Regions from separate parts of the Homo sapiens genome. Here region 1 is linked to region 2. Evidence: chromatin loops called from intact Hi-C (ENCODE). Cell type or tissue: mammary epithelial cell. All regions are shown on one strand. Each heading gives the region's core, and the rest is flanking DNA. Links, peaks and the distances in the headings are about the cores only.

Region 1 (6,564 bases), core at 804-5,803, 350 kb before region 2:
AAACTGTTTTTCCAACCAGAAATTCCAATTCCACATTTTCTTCTGGGTCGCCTCTTAAGTGGCTCCTGAAGGAGTGAGCAGTGAGCCAGGGAAAGAGAAAAGAAATCCAGTATTATTTCAAGCCGTACAGCCCTTCCATCAGCAAAAGAGAAACATCCACCCTTCTTTCCCGTCCTCTTCTTGGAGTCTCTCTTCTGGTTTCCCTGTCCCCCAATCAGAACACCCTCTGAACCCCCAGTTCTGTGGAGCAGGCCAGGCTGTCCCGGATTGGGAGACCAGCCAGGGTGAGGCGAACAAGACCAACTTCTCTCAGGGAAAAGGAGGAGTAGGAACGGGCCGGGCGCTCCGTTTGGACTCAGTTGGTCTCCTTCTAATATGACGGGGAGGATCTCTGCTGGGCCGGGGGCAGTCCCTCCGGGGACTTCAGGAGGACAGAACTGACGAGTGTCTCAAGATCCTCCTTGCCAGATTCAGTTCCAGCCATTCCAGCCAGGCGCAAGGCTGGCAGGAAGGGAGCGGGGCCCCAGCGCCTTCCCGCGCAGGCCTCCAGGAAATGAACTTTTCAGAGCAGAACTGGGCTCAGGCCAGAGGTCATCAGGGGAGATGGGAGAAGACAAGGGCCTGGGGGCTTTTGGCTCCGTAGACTTAGCCGCTCTCATCGTTCCCCCCTTCCTCGATCATCTCCCATCTCACAGCCGAGCGCCCGGGCACCCAACCGAGGGGCTAGAATCGGGACAAAGCAGCAGGCAAGGCCTGGAAAGGCCAGCCGCGGGGAGAGGAGGCCAGGGGAGGGGCTCTGCTGCCGGCGCGCGGCCTTTCCCCGGGGCCTCTACTCTCCAGGGGTCCCCTCGAGCTGGGGGCCCTCGCTGGAAATAGAAAGCAAAGCGTGGAGACGAAGGGATGGGTGTGTGTATCTATATATCTGCAGCTCCCCACAAACGCGCGCACCCCGGGGAGCCAGCACAGAAAGCCGGCCTGGGTGTCGAGGGTGCCGGTGCCCGGGGTCAGATCCAGGGTGCCGGTGCCCGGGGTCAGATCCGGGGCGCCCTCCGCGGAGGGGCGCGCACCGCGGCCGCTGAGCTCCCCTGAGGACCTGCGTCCCGCCGGCGCCGTGCAGACAATGAACTCCTGGCGGAGGCTCCCTGCCCGGTGGGCCTCGGTGGAGGAGGCAGGAAGTGCAGGGGCCCGGGCCGGGAGAAGGCCTGGGCAGGGGCGGGAGGGGGCGCCAGGCGGCCGGGGCGAGGGCGCGGCGCCCGGGGCGCTCGCCGACAGCGCCCGCCGCTCCCCGCGTCCTCGGGCGACCAGGCAGGGGCCAGAGAGAGCCAGCGAGGCCCGGGGCCAGCGAGGAGCGGTCGGCCTGCCGGGCGCCCGTCCTCGCCGCCTCTTCCTTCCTCCTGTCGCCCGCCCGCCGCCGCCGAGATTCGCAATCCCCGCCAAGTCGGGCCAGCACCCCTTGATTGGCCACACGGGCCCGGGCCCCGCACGGAGGGAGCGGCAAGGGCCCCTTAGCGGCGCCCCCAGGCCTGGGTCCCCCAAGGGCGACGGCGCCGAGTCCGGGCAGGGAGGGTGTCCGCGGCGTACCCCCTCCGCCGCCGCCGCCGCCGCCGCCGCCTCCGCCTCCTGCTCCCGGCTTCCTCCTCCCCCTCCTCCGCCTCCGCCTCCGCCTCCGCCTCCTCTGCCGCCTCCTCCTCCTCCTCTCGGCTCGCTCGCGCGGGTCCCCGGCAGCCAGCCCGCTCGCCGGTCCCTCCTCCCTCGCTCCCTCCCTCCTCGCTCGCTCGCTCGCGCCTCCGCCGGGCCTCGCTCGCTCACCTTTCACCGAGCGCGGCTTCGCCTGCTTCCGCCTGGACATGTCCGGGGCTCCGGGCGCTCCGTCGCCCTCCGCAGCCGGCTCCCCCCGCCGCCCCCCGCCGCTCCGGGCAGCCCTTCTCCCCCTTCTCCTCCGCCTGTCTCTTGGAAACTTTTTTTTTTGCAGCCCGGTTGGCGGCTGTGGGGAGCGGACCGCAGGTCCGGGGCGGCCTCCCTTGGGGGGGCAGCCCGGGCCGGCCGAGGCCGCTCGAAGGCGGGGGGAGGCCCGGGGGGCGCGCCGGGGCCCTGCCTGTTGCAATGCGGCAGTCCGGGGCTCCCGATCCAAGCGGCGGTCCCAGCGGCGCGGGGAGTCCGGAGGCCACTCGGCCGAGCCGAGTTATGCAAAAAAAAAAAAAAAAAAAAAAAAAAAAAAGCCGCCCCCCTCCTCCTCCCAACCCCCCGCCGGCCCCCGGCCCCTGCGGCCCCCTCCTTCCCTCCCCCACCCTACCGCCACCCTCACCCTCCTCCTCCTTCTCCTCCTCCTCCGCCCCTTGCCGGATTTTTGTGCAAAGTTTGCAGGCGTCCGGCCACGCAGCCCGGTGCGGAGCTCACAATGAACCCATCTGAGGAGGGGGAACGGGGCTGGAGTCGAGGGTATCTCAAGGGGGGAGGAGACCGGGAGGCGGTCGGGAGCGCGGAAGCTCAGTACCCCCCAGGAAAAAAAAAAAAAAGAAGCCTTCGAATTATCCCCTGCCGCACAAAAAAAAATAATAAATATTAATGGCTCAAAAATGCCCAAGCGCCTGGTTTGGAGATTATGATGGATGGGGGGCGGGGGTCCCTCAACTCAGCCTACTTGGAGGGGAGGCTCGAAACGGCCGCAGTGGCTCGGAAGCCGCGGCTCGGGGCCCCTGGCTCACGCCCCCTTCTCTGGCTCTCGGATCGGCCCGGCGCCGGCCCCCCGGAGGAGGAAGGGGCGCGCGGGGGCGCTCAGGCGGCGGCCGGCAGGCGCGCCCGTGCCCCGGGCATCGCTCAGCCCGTGCGCCGGGCCGCCGCTGCCTGCCCTCGGGCTGCGGTGCTCAGCGCGAGGCGCGCAGCCGATCCCCAGGCCGGTGCCAAGTCGCCGGCCCCGCTAGCTGCCTCCATGGGCCAGGGGCTCGGAGAGGGGGGAGGCGGCGGCCGCGGTGGCGGAAGAGGAGGACGAGCAGGCGGCGGCGGCGGCGGCCGGGCTCCCGTCCTCCTGGGCAGCGGCGGCGGCGGCTGCGCCCCGGCTCCTCCGCGCTCCAGCCGGCGCCGGCCCGCCCGCCAGCCTCCCTCGCGCTCCTGTCTTCTTTGTGGTCGCTGGCTCTCCTCCTCCCGATCCGGCTGCTGGGGCTGCACTGCAGAGACACATAATAAAGCCAGGCTTGGCTGGAAATGTAGCCGGGTCCCAGCAGGAGGATGTGAGGAGCGGAGTCCCGGCGGGGGAGCGCTCTGATCCCGTGGGGCGCCCCGCACTGCTCCGGCTCGGATCAGACGGAGAGAGGGCCAACAGCACCGAGCGATGGACAGCGCTGGAAATACAGCTCCGGCCGCCCGCAAAACCCGGACCGTGGTGGCGGCGGCGGCGGCGGCGGCAGGCACGGCGCGGGCGCGGGCACCGCACCAGCACGCGGGGCCGGGGCTCGGGCGCTGGCTGCACCGGGGGCAGGAGGAGGGAACACACTTAGGGCCCACGCGGCTGTCAAGCTCGCCAAGACGCATGAGCCTCACAAACTGTAAAAAGTGAAAGAATGGGGGAGCAAACGGAGTTGGGCTGCCCTAGTATTGCCACCTCGCGATGTATGCCTCACGCACATGAACTATCCAGGGACCTGGCTCTGCCAGGTTGGCTTTTGCCCACCGGTCGGTGTTCAAAGACCACCCCTGCCCCACATCCAACAAATTCTTCCACCACTGGGCTAACCCCGTGCGCCCCCTACACCCTTATTTGTAGAATTCTCGCGCCTGGTGTGCACTTCCTCTGTCCGACTGTAAAAGGAACACCTTACCCCTGAGACCTTGCAGGAGCACCCCCTCCCCGCGCAGTTGTCAGAAGAAATAAACCAGCTGCTACTTTCTGCGAGGTTTTACCCAGCCGCCAGGGGGCGCCGCGCGTCCCCCGCAGCTCCTGAACCGGCTGAGACTCTGGTCTCCGGGCAGGCCCGGGAAGGGTTCTGACTTGGGAAAAGTCTTCCCCAGACGGCTCCCCTAAACCGTTCCTCGGAGCCTCTCCCTCCCCAACTAGCTGCAGGCGGCCAGGTCTCGGGTGGGGAGCGGCCCCGACCTCGCCCCCCTCCCGGGTGAGTGGCGCCACCTTGGGCCGGCGCGCCCCGGAGCCAGGAGAACGGAGCGGGTGCACGGCGCGGCGCTGGGGGTTATCAATCTCTCGGATCGATAAGTTGCCACTTGGAGAGGGGAGGGCTACGTCCCCTCGGAGACGAGTTACCCAGGGCAACCTTTCACGGAAAAACCCGCTGCCCGCCGAGAACAGCGCCGGGGCCGGCCGGGCCGCGGCGCCCGCCCCACGCAGGGTGCCCGCGCCCCGCCGCTCCCCAGCCTGCCGGCCAGCCGGGCCCGGCCCCGCTCAGCTCTCTCCGCGGTCCCGCCGGGCCCTGCTCGCCAACCCCGTGCTGGGCTGATTGCCGAGGTAGATGCCACCCACGCACCCCCGCGGCTGGGGAGCGCGAGCTGGAGGATGCGGAGAGGCCTGAGGCAGGGGGGCCAGGCGCGCGCGCCCTAGGCAGTCTCAGAGGTAGAGTCGGGTGACGGGCTAAACGCGACGCCTAGCTGGACACCCTGACAGCGGCAGCGGGCGAGCGAGGCTCCCCAGAGGGGCGGAGGCCAGGACCGAGACGTCCCCTAACTAGACCTAAGCCTTGAGGGCCGCCCCTCCCCAGGTTAGCGCTACCATCCCCAGGCCACAGTCCTCCCCAGCTTGTGCGTCCAAGAGTGTCCAACATCTCGGCCTTCCCGGAGGGAATAGGAGCCCCCCCCCCCACGCCCCCGCGGCCCAGGGATGGACGGAGTTGGGCTGAACCGGGGGTGCCAAGGGCCGAGGCGAGGGCAGGGGCCGCGAGGCGCCTGGGAAGGAGCCAGGAAGGAGGGGCAGAATCAGCCGCTCCCCCACCCCCGCCGGCGCCTGGGATCGAGGCCCGCGGAGAGTGGCTGACAGGCGGCAGATGGCACACGCTGGGGGAGGGGGACGATTGGCCTCGGCTCTGGGGTGCCCCCGCCGCGGGCTGCCTCTGCTAGAGGTAGGGGGCGGGGAACGGCCCCCAGCTCGCCCGCCCAGGCTTTCTGGGGGGCTGGAGATTGCGGATCCTGCCCAGCCGGGAGTCTGGAGAGTGAGGGGGCGGACAAAAGGAGCGCGGTGGGGAATGCGTGTGCGGGACGAAAGAGGGGCCGTCGGGGGAGAGGGGTGGTTGGAGTCCCACGGGGCTGCCCTTTTCCACCCCTAGGGGCCTGCTGAAGACTGAGGACGGAGGTGGGGGCAACAGGATGGGGAGCCCGCAATAGCCCATCCTGACCTAATCCGAAAGGACGAGATCCTGGAGCCGCTCACAAAGTTTTCCGGGCCCCCTCCCACGCGTCGCCTGCACGTATGTCCGTTTCCCGACGCTCCGCCCTCCCCCGCCAAGTTCGGCGTCTCCCAGCTCAGCGGCAGTCAGGGTGCAGAGGGAGCCCGACCTTGTCCCCGCCTCGGCCCGTCCCGCTTCTTCTGAAGCTTGTTTCATTTTTAACTCCTTCCAGAAAAATGTTGTTTTAAGGAAAATCTCAAAGGAACAAAAAGCCAATAGTGCCTTCCTTATTTGCAATCCCCACCCACCTCTGAGCTCGGACTGCAAGGGCCTCAAGGGACACCAGGTGACACCTGGGCCTTGCTTCTCACGGGTGACCTTGGACCAGAAAGGGTCATTTTCAGGTGTGTTTTATACCCCCCACCTGCCTACTTCTGGCAGGGAATAGGGGGTCCAGTCCCCTCCCCTATGAGAAGGGGCCCCTCTGGGCTCTCCTTCTTCGCCGGAAAGTGAACAGCTGCTCCTGCCCTGCTTGGAGGAGTGGCTGTGGAAACCCACTGTAAGCTGTAAGGAGCAGGAGCCACCATCATAAATGCAAGAGAAATTCCAAGTTGAGGTTTTTGAGAACAAGTAAGACTTTGCCCACAAAAAGGTGCATCTTCCTTCAAAGTCATAACTTGGCTGGAAGAGGGGAAACCTCTTGCCCAAGGCGGTGCCTTCCCCAACCATGCTCCTTAAGAATGTTTTTCCTACATGTGCAGCAACTGAGGCTTCTTCCTTGAATTTTCAAGAGGCAGGCGTCATTTTGAGCAGTCTGGTGAATGCACGAGGGTCTGGTGGGCTACAAAAACAAGATAGGACAATAAAGAAAACAAGGCAGTGTTCACTTTGTGGCCTCAGACCTATGATCCCTGCAGAGCTCCCAGAGTTGCTCAAGGGATGCTTTCCAGTAAGTGACCAAATGCCCACCTTGGCCAGGTGCCGTGGCTCACACCTGTAATCCCAGCGCTTTGGGAAGATGAAACGGATGGATCACCTGCTAGGGAGGCCCTGGCTTATGCCTGTCATCCCAGCACTTTGGGAGGCTGAGATGGGTGGATCATCTGAGGTCATGAGTTCGAGACCAGCCCCAGCAACATGTTGAAACCCTGTCTCTACTAAAAATACAAAAATTATCTGGGCATGGTGGCACGTGCCTTGGTGGCATATACCTGTAGTCCCAGCTACTCGAGAGACTGAG
Region 2 (6,564 bases), core at 863-5,862:
CTAGGGTTACAGGCGTGAGCCACTGTGCCCGAGCCACTTTTCCTTTTAACATAAAAACATTGATATCCTAGAGAGGGCACTGTATTTTGGGTACATACAGGTTCAGATCACGGAAGAGTTGTATTCTATACTTTTTTTCATCATTCTTAGTTCAGTATGATGTATTTTATAATTTCATATGAGAAACTGTAACAATGGGCATGTGTCATCCAGCAATACCTACTCATAAATCATATTAAATTTTGATCCAAACATGGGAGAAACTGAAGTTTTCTCTGTGTACTTGGATGCTTTCAGAGGCATAAAATTATATTACCATGTGAAAGCAAGCCTACAAAATTCCTCAGGTGGTCCACTCTGCCACTCAAATGAGAGCCAGACTTACAGTGCACACTCTACAAACGGACTTCCAGCTCGTCAGGGTATTTTAAGTGCCTGAATATGCAAGGCACTGTGCCAGTAAAATTACTCAGTCCTGAGGATAGAGCCTGTTAGAATTATTTTAAAATCTGTACTTGAAGTTTATTTCCTCAGTATTCCAAGATATTTTATCTGGTTGTTCTCTGAGTATTTCACACGTAGCTAGTTACATATAGGTGAGATGGTGATGCTTGTGCCTGGTGTGGATGAGAAACTGAGCCTGGCAGACCCGAGATTGGATTTCCTCTTCTGACTTTGCAAGTGTGGCTTTGCTTTAATAATAGCCCTCCTCTTTTTCTGTATTCCTCTTTTCTCCTTCCAGTGTGGCAAATATGCATCAATCAAAATACAATAACCTGTGGAACCATTTTTTCTAAAATAGGAAGGTGGTGCCATGGGCTATTGATTGTTGAGGGTAGTCTTCAGAGCCTGTCTTATAAATCTATAATAATTCCCCCCAAATTAATGTGCTAGTTAGAACCCTAGAATTGCAGCACTGAAAGTGAATTTTAGAATCTTTTCCAACTTTTTACCAAGCTCAGAAAGCCCTTTTATTGGACCTTTGTTTGCCTCATGGTCATCTGGTTTCTTTATGCTGGTAGTAACAGGAACCTTACTAACCTACAAGGTGACCCAGTCCATCCTGGGCAGCTGTGATCATTGGAAAGCTCTGAATCATTCATCTGGAAGCTGCCTGTGGCAGAATAGTACAGAACATATGCATTGCACACACTACAAAACTGCTTTAAATAAGTGTTCCTTTTCATTGTTAGATGGAAGTGACCCAGGGCAAGGATCATGTTTTATGAGCCAGTTTTCTCCTAGTGCCTTGAACATAGGCACTTGGTAGTGTTTAGAGAATGAATTGTCTTTTTTTTTTTTGAGACAAAGTCTCACTCCATTGCCCAGGCTGGATTGCAGTGGCACGGTGTCAGCTCACTGCAGCCTCCACCTCCCAAGTTGAAGTGATTTTTGTGCCTCATCCTCCCGAGGAGCTGGAATTACAGGCATGCGCCACCACACCCAGCTAATTTTTATATTTTTAGTAGAGATGGGGTTTTGCGTGTTGGCCAGATGGTCTCCAACTCCTGGCCTCAGGCGATCTGCCTGCCTCAGCCTCCCAAAGTGCTGGGATTACAGGCGTGAGCCACTGCGCCTGGCCAGAGAATGAATTCTTAATAAGTTTCTTATGACTTCAGATTGACTGGCAGTTGTGCTAAATATTTTTTGCCTTTATTTGAATTAGAAAATTCGTAAGGGGGCCTTGAGAGTAGATGCAGTCACATTTAGGAGATTTTTCCCCCCCATTGGTTAAAATGCAGTTTTTCTATGGATCTGCTTTAGAACTACAAATAAACTCCGATCACTCACAGCAGACTACGCAATGAGATAAGAAGCAGTCCATTTGTTCTGTCGTTTATTCATGGCCCTCATCTTTGCCAGCCAACCTGTGCAGAAGAGCACAGCAAAGCATAAGCTTCCTAACAGCTATTCCCATTCAGCTGCTGTCTTCAAGAAGCAGAAGGGTTTAGATAACCTTAGAGAACATAATCAAACCTGGGAAACTCAAATCAAAACAAAACTTCGAAACGGAAGTTGAAGGTCCTGAGGTACCCAGAGGCATAGCAAGGAAAACGTCCCCACTGGGATATCTTCTGGATTCACCTACAGACCTCTCTGGAGTTTTAAGATCCACGTTTTATGACATATTGCATAGCAAACAGGCCGAACGCTGTTGTAAATCATCCTCTACGAAAGGCCCAGGTTTTGAAACTGAAGGCCTGAAAAGGCTCCTGCTTACCAGCTGTGTGCTGTACCTGACACACTGAAGCCTGAGAGTGCCAGTCACCTGTCAGAGGGAACACAGCTGCCCTCAGGCAGAACCTGAGTCTAGAACTCAAGGTTTTTGACTCTTAGGCTAAAAATAAAAAATCAGAAGGAGGAACTATGGATTGCTTAATCAGTCACATTTTCACTTTCTAAGGTTTCTTGTAGCAAAAGTTATAGTCTTTGGGGATTGGGATGTAGACACTTTTTTTTCCTTCCCTAAAACAATTTTTGGCCTGCCAGTTTTTCGAGCTTCCTGCTCTGGACCCTGAAGTTGCCATGCAGTTGCAGACATGCTCCTCCTTCAAGGCTCTGTTAAGCTGTGGCTGCCCTTCCTTACCACTGCTGTGCCCCAGGCCAAACCCCCTGCCCCTCCTTCCCCTAAGGCACTTTGCACCTGTTGCTCCGAGCCTTCTGGTCTATCCCAGTTGGTAGAGTCCCTGTGCTTACCTCTGTGGCTCAGTCCTCGTGGGTGGTCAGTGCTCTAGGGAAGGTGAGCTGACCACTTCACTTTCCCTTCCCAGCCATAGCTCTTCACAGCCTCACCAACTTAGAAAGGAATGCTGCTTTTCTCTCTGTCCCCCGTCCTGACTATGTTCAAGTCATTGCTCAGCCCAGTGAGTTTGTCCTTTCTTCCAGACCAGTAGTTTTCCCCCAGTCCCTCAGGCTTCAGCCCTTGAAGGCATCCTTAGCCCCCCACCACCATGATAGTCAGGCGCTGCGCCTATCCGCAGGGTGTGGGTATGTGTGTGTCTTTTGTTTCTGGAGCCCATTCCTTTCCTTCCACCAGCCTCTAGGCCTTCATCCAATCCTTTTGCAACTCAGTGATTCATGACTTTTCCCTGCATCCAGTCTAGTCTCTTTGCTGGTCCATTGTTTCCATAGTTGCCAGTTTAATCTTCTTAAAATGCTGCATTTTTGAAGTCAGTCTCTTTTGGTCCCTCTCAGAAACATTTAAATAGCTATCTGTTGCCACAGGGGGAAAGCTTGAACCTCTTAGCCAGTCATTCAGAGCCTGCCCTCTGCTGGGGCCTGCTTTCCTCTACAGATGCTTCTCCCACTCTGCCTGCCACAGCCCTTGTAGCTGGCTGATTGCCCTGTACCTCGCAGGCTCTGGAAGTCTTCAGCTCCTTCATGGAGCCTTTGCCAGCCATTCTTTTCAAGACTTTGCTGTTGTTCACTGCCTGATTTGTTCATTTGACACTTAATTCACTGAGCAAACATTATGAAAGATGTACTGTTTGCTACTGTGAGGAATGGATCCCCAAGAGATAAGAGGGTCAGTCCCTACTGCCAGGAAACTTGCCTGTGTCACCTGGGTTCAGTATCTTGTGTCTATTAGATCAGAAGTGGAAAGGCAGAGGCCAGCCCGTATGCTTGTTTTATTTTATTTAAATCACCAGCACCCCAGCAAGTGTTTTGCACAGGAAATTTCTCATTATTTAATTATTTTGGGTTTTTTGATTAAATTCTGTACATTCCCATTTTAGCTTATCTTGAGTTATAACATTAAAATTAAGGTAGTCATCAGCTGAATTATAAGACTTAATTAGATAAGATTATTTAAGATAGTGATTTCTCATTAGATTGGCCCTGTTCATATTAACTTTTCTGTTTTTTTCTTCAGTCTGCATGAAGAAATCAGTGATTTTTATGAATACATGTCTCCAAGACCTGAGGAGGAGAAGATGCGGATGGAGGTGGTGAACAGGATCGAGAGTGTAATTAAGGAGCTCTGGCCCAGCGCTGACGTGAGTCCCTTCCTGGGTAGCTTATGCTTCGGACAGTCCTTGTCCACGGGCTAGAAGCCTATCTGCTGGTATCTCATGCTAGTCCTCACATGCAAGTAGAAGTGCTCTGTAGAGTTGTGGTCTAATTAAATTTTAAAGGCAAACAATTTTCTGCAGTCTTTAGAATTGAGGCTTCCTAACTATTTTCATTGGATTGGATGACTAACAACTATTTTTTTTTTGTAGTGCTAATAGCAACTACTAAAGGCAAGCTATCCTTAGAAATTATTAGTGTAAAGAGAAGAAAGACAAATCAAACCTCATTGTTGTAGTGGTCTGTTATTGGATATGATATATCAAAACCTCATTACTACTTAGTTCCAGCCTGCCAGGGTAAACATTATATAATTGTTTACAGCTAAATGAAAATGTCAAGTAAGAACTTTTGTCACTTGAAGTTCATTTCCTTTGGCTAATGCACGCATAAGTCTTTTCTTATTTCTTTCCTGAAATTGCCATTTTTCATCTCTCTCAGACCAGCTAATTGCCTTTTAGACAGCTCCCAGTCAGTGAACAAAATGATTACTCAGGATTTCTTCTTGGCTTATTTGTCGTTTTTGTTACTGGTACTAAGTCTTTTGTTTTTTGTTTTTGAGATGGGGTCTCACTCTGTTGCTGAGGCTGGAGTGCAATAGTGCGATCACGACTTACTGCAGCCTCGATTTCCTGGGCTCAGGTGATCCACCTCAGCATCCCGAGTAGCTGGGACTGCAGGTGCACGCCACCACACTTAGCTAATTTTTGTATTTTTTTGTAGAGACTGAGTCTCACTATGTTGCCCAGGTTGGTCTTGAACTCCTGGGTTCAAGCAATGTGCCCGCCTTGGCCTCCCAAAGTGCTAGGATTACAGGTGTGAGCCACCACACTTGGCCTGTTACTGGTACTAAGTTAATACGTCACTTTTTAGGGCACTTTGAGGGCCTGTTCTACAATTTTGTGTATGCAAAGAAGTACACAAAATAATACTAATAAAATCCATTACTTTGTGTTTGTAGCTTTTCTTCAGGCACTGTCCTGGGTGGTGGTGGGAAGCTAGGGAAGGTTTTTTTCCAATTGGCAAAACAAAGAAGTTTCATTGTATGTAAAACTTGCAAGTATATGACAGTATGTATATGACACTGTAGGTAAAGGGAAAAGGCAAGGGTACTAATGTTTTATGAGCAATGACCATACATCGCATTCTTTCTCCTATGTGATCCAAATCAGTGGTTCTCAGCTAGTGGCTATTTTGTTCTCCAGGGGGCATTTGGCAATGTCCGAGACATATTTGATTGTCCTGACTGGGTACGCACTGCTAGTACCTAGTGGGTAGAGGCCATGGATGCCATCAGCCATTCTATGATGAACAGTATAGGCCCTTACAACAAAGAATTATCCACCCCCAAATGCCAATGTTGAGAAGCCGTGATCTAACTTAACCCTTATCTTTCTTAGGTGGAGGTTGATTATCTATCTATCTCTTTCTCTCCAGCCAGCCAGGCAGCCATCATCTGTCTACCTACAGATGAGGAACATGAGCTTGTGGTTAGGTTCCCAGGTCCATCTCGCCTCAGAGGTTGAACTGGTTTCACTGTTTATCATTTTTTTCCCCCGAGATGGAGTCTCGCTCTGTCGCCCAGGCTGGAGTGCAGTGACATGATCTCAGCTCACTGCAGCCTTTGCCTCCCAGGTTCAAGAAATTTTCCTGTCTCAGCCTCCCAAGTAGCTGGGGTTCAGGCGCCCGTCACCACACCTGGCTGATTTTTGTAATTTTAGTAGAGGTGGGATTTCATCATGTTGGCCAGGCTGGTCTTGAACTCCTGACATCAGGTGACCCACCTGCCTTGGCCTCCCAAAGTGCTGGGATTACAGGCGTGAGCCACTGTGCCCGGCCTATCCTTTTTTTATTACAATTACCTGCATACATATTTCTGCCTGAGTTCCACCGTTCTCCATGGGTTGAGATGGAATGCATCCCAGTTTTATGCCACAGCATGATGTTACCTGATGTTCTTTGTGGAATTGACCTAAAGGCCCTCACTTGCCCTACAGTTAAAGTAGTCTGATCCCAATTTAGTAATCTATTCGAAGACTCCTGCTTAGAGAACAAAAATGAAGGATTTGTGATTGTGTCTCTGGATAATGAGGGAACATTAGTGATCTGAACTGCTTCTGAAAGTTTCCTGTGGTTGGCTTTCTGTATCCACAGGTACCACACCTCCATATTAAACCAACAATGGATTGAAAATATTCAGAAAAAACTATAAAAATAACAATGTACCAATAAAAACAATACAAATTATTTTAAAAATACAGTATAACAACTATTTAGGTAGCATTTACATCATACTTGGTATTATAGGTATTATAAGTAATCTAAAGATGATGTAAAGTACATGGGAGGACTAGCATAGGTTGCATGCAAATACTCTACCATTTTATAGCAGGGACTCAAGCATCTTCAGATTTTGGCATGGTGGGACTGGAACCAATCTCCTGCCGATACCAAGGGACAACTGTATTTTGGTCTATGTGTTTCATATTGAAC

The links. Hi-C counts contacts between places; a loop is a spot of excess contacts. Peaks named below come from ENCODE experiments on the same cell type or tissue, not always from the same donor. Only the 100,000 strongest peaks of a DNase experiment are listed, where the experiment ranks them.
Region 1: it touches region 2 in a loop (13-fold over the local background); 2 of 110 quality-filtered maps call a loop at or near these places.

Annotation. Positions count from the first base shown.
Region 1 is chr16:49,853,926-49,860,489 of GRCh38, forward strand. It overlaps ZNF423 (zinc finger protein 423), which reads right to left and starts at 2,187. Exons shown (of 8, transcript NM_001379286.1): 1 at 1,810-2,187. The coding sequence starts at 1,849. RefSeq lists a silencer at 1,431-1,690. In mammary epithelial cell, for the core only: CTCF peaks have their summits at 3,301 and 3,912 (motif pointing right); DNase peaks (open chromatin) are centred at 1,756 and 3,216; H3K4me3 peaks cover 3,719 bases; H3K27me3 peaks cover 767 bases.
Region 2 is chr16:50,207,449-50,214,012 of GRCh38, forward strand. It overlaps TENT4B (terminal nucleotidyltransferase 4B), which reads left to right. Exons shown (of 12, transcript NM_001365324.3): 2 at 3,875-3,998. Among named protein-coding and RNA genes, the nearest start is that of ADCY7, 56 kb to the right of the region's middle. RefSeq lists silencers at 990-1,284, 3,130-3,424 and an enhancer at 2,554-2,613. In mammary epithelial cell, for the core only: a CTCF peak has its summit at 3,270 (motif pointing left); DNase peaks (open chromatin) are centred at 1,093 and 3,273; H3K27ac peaks cover 775 bases.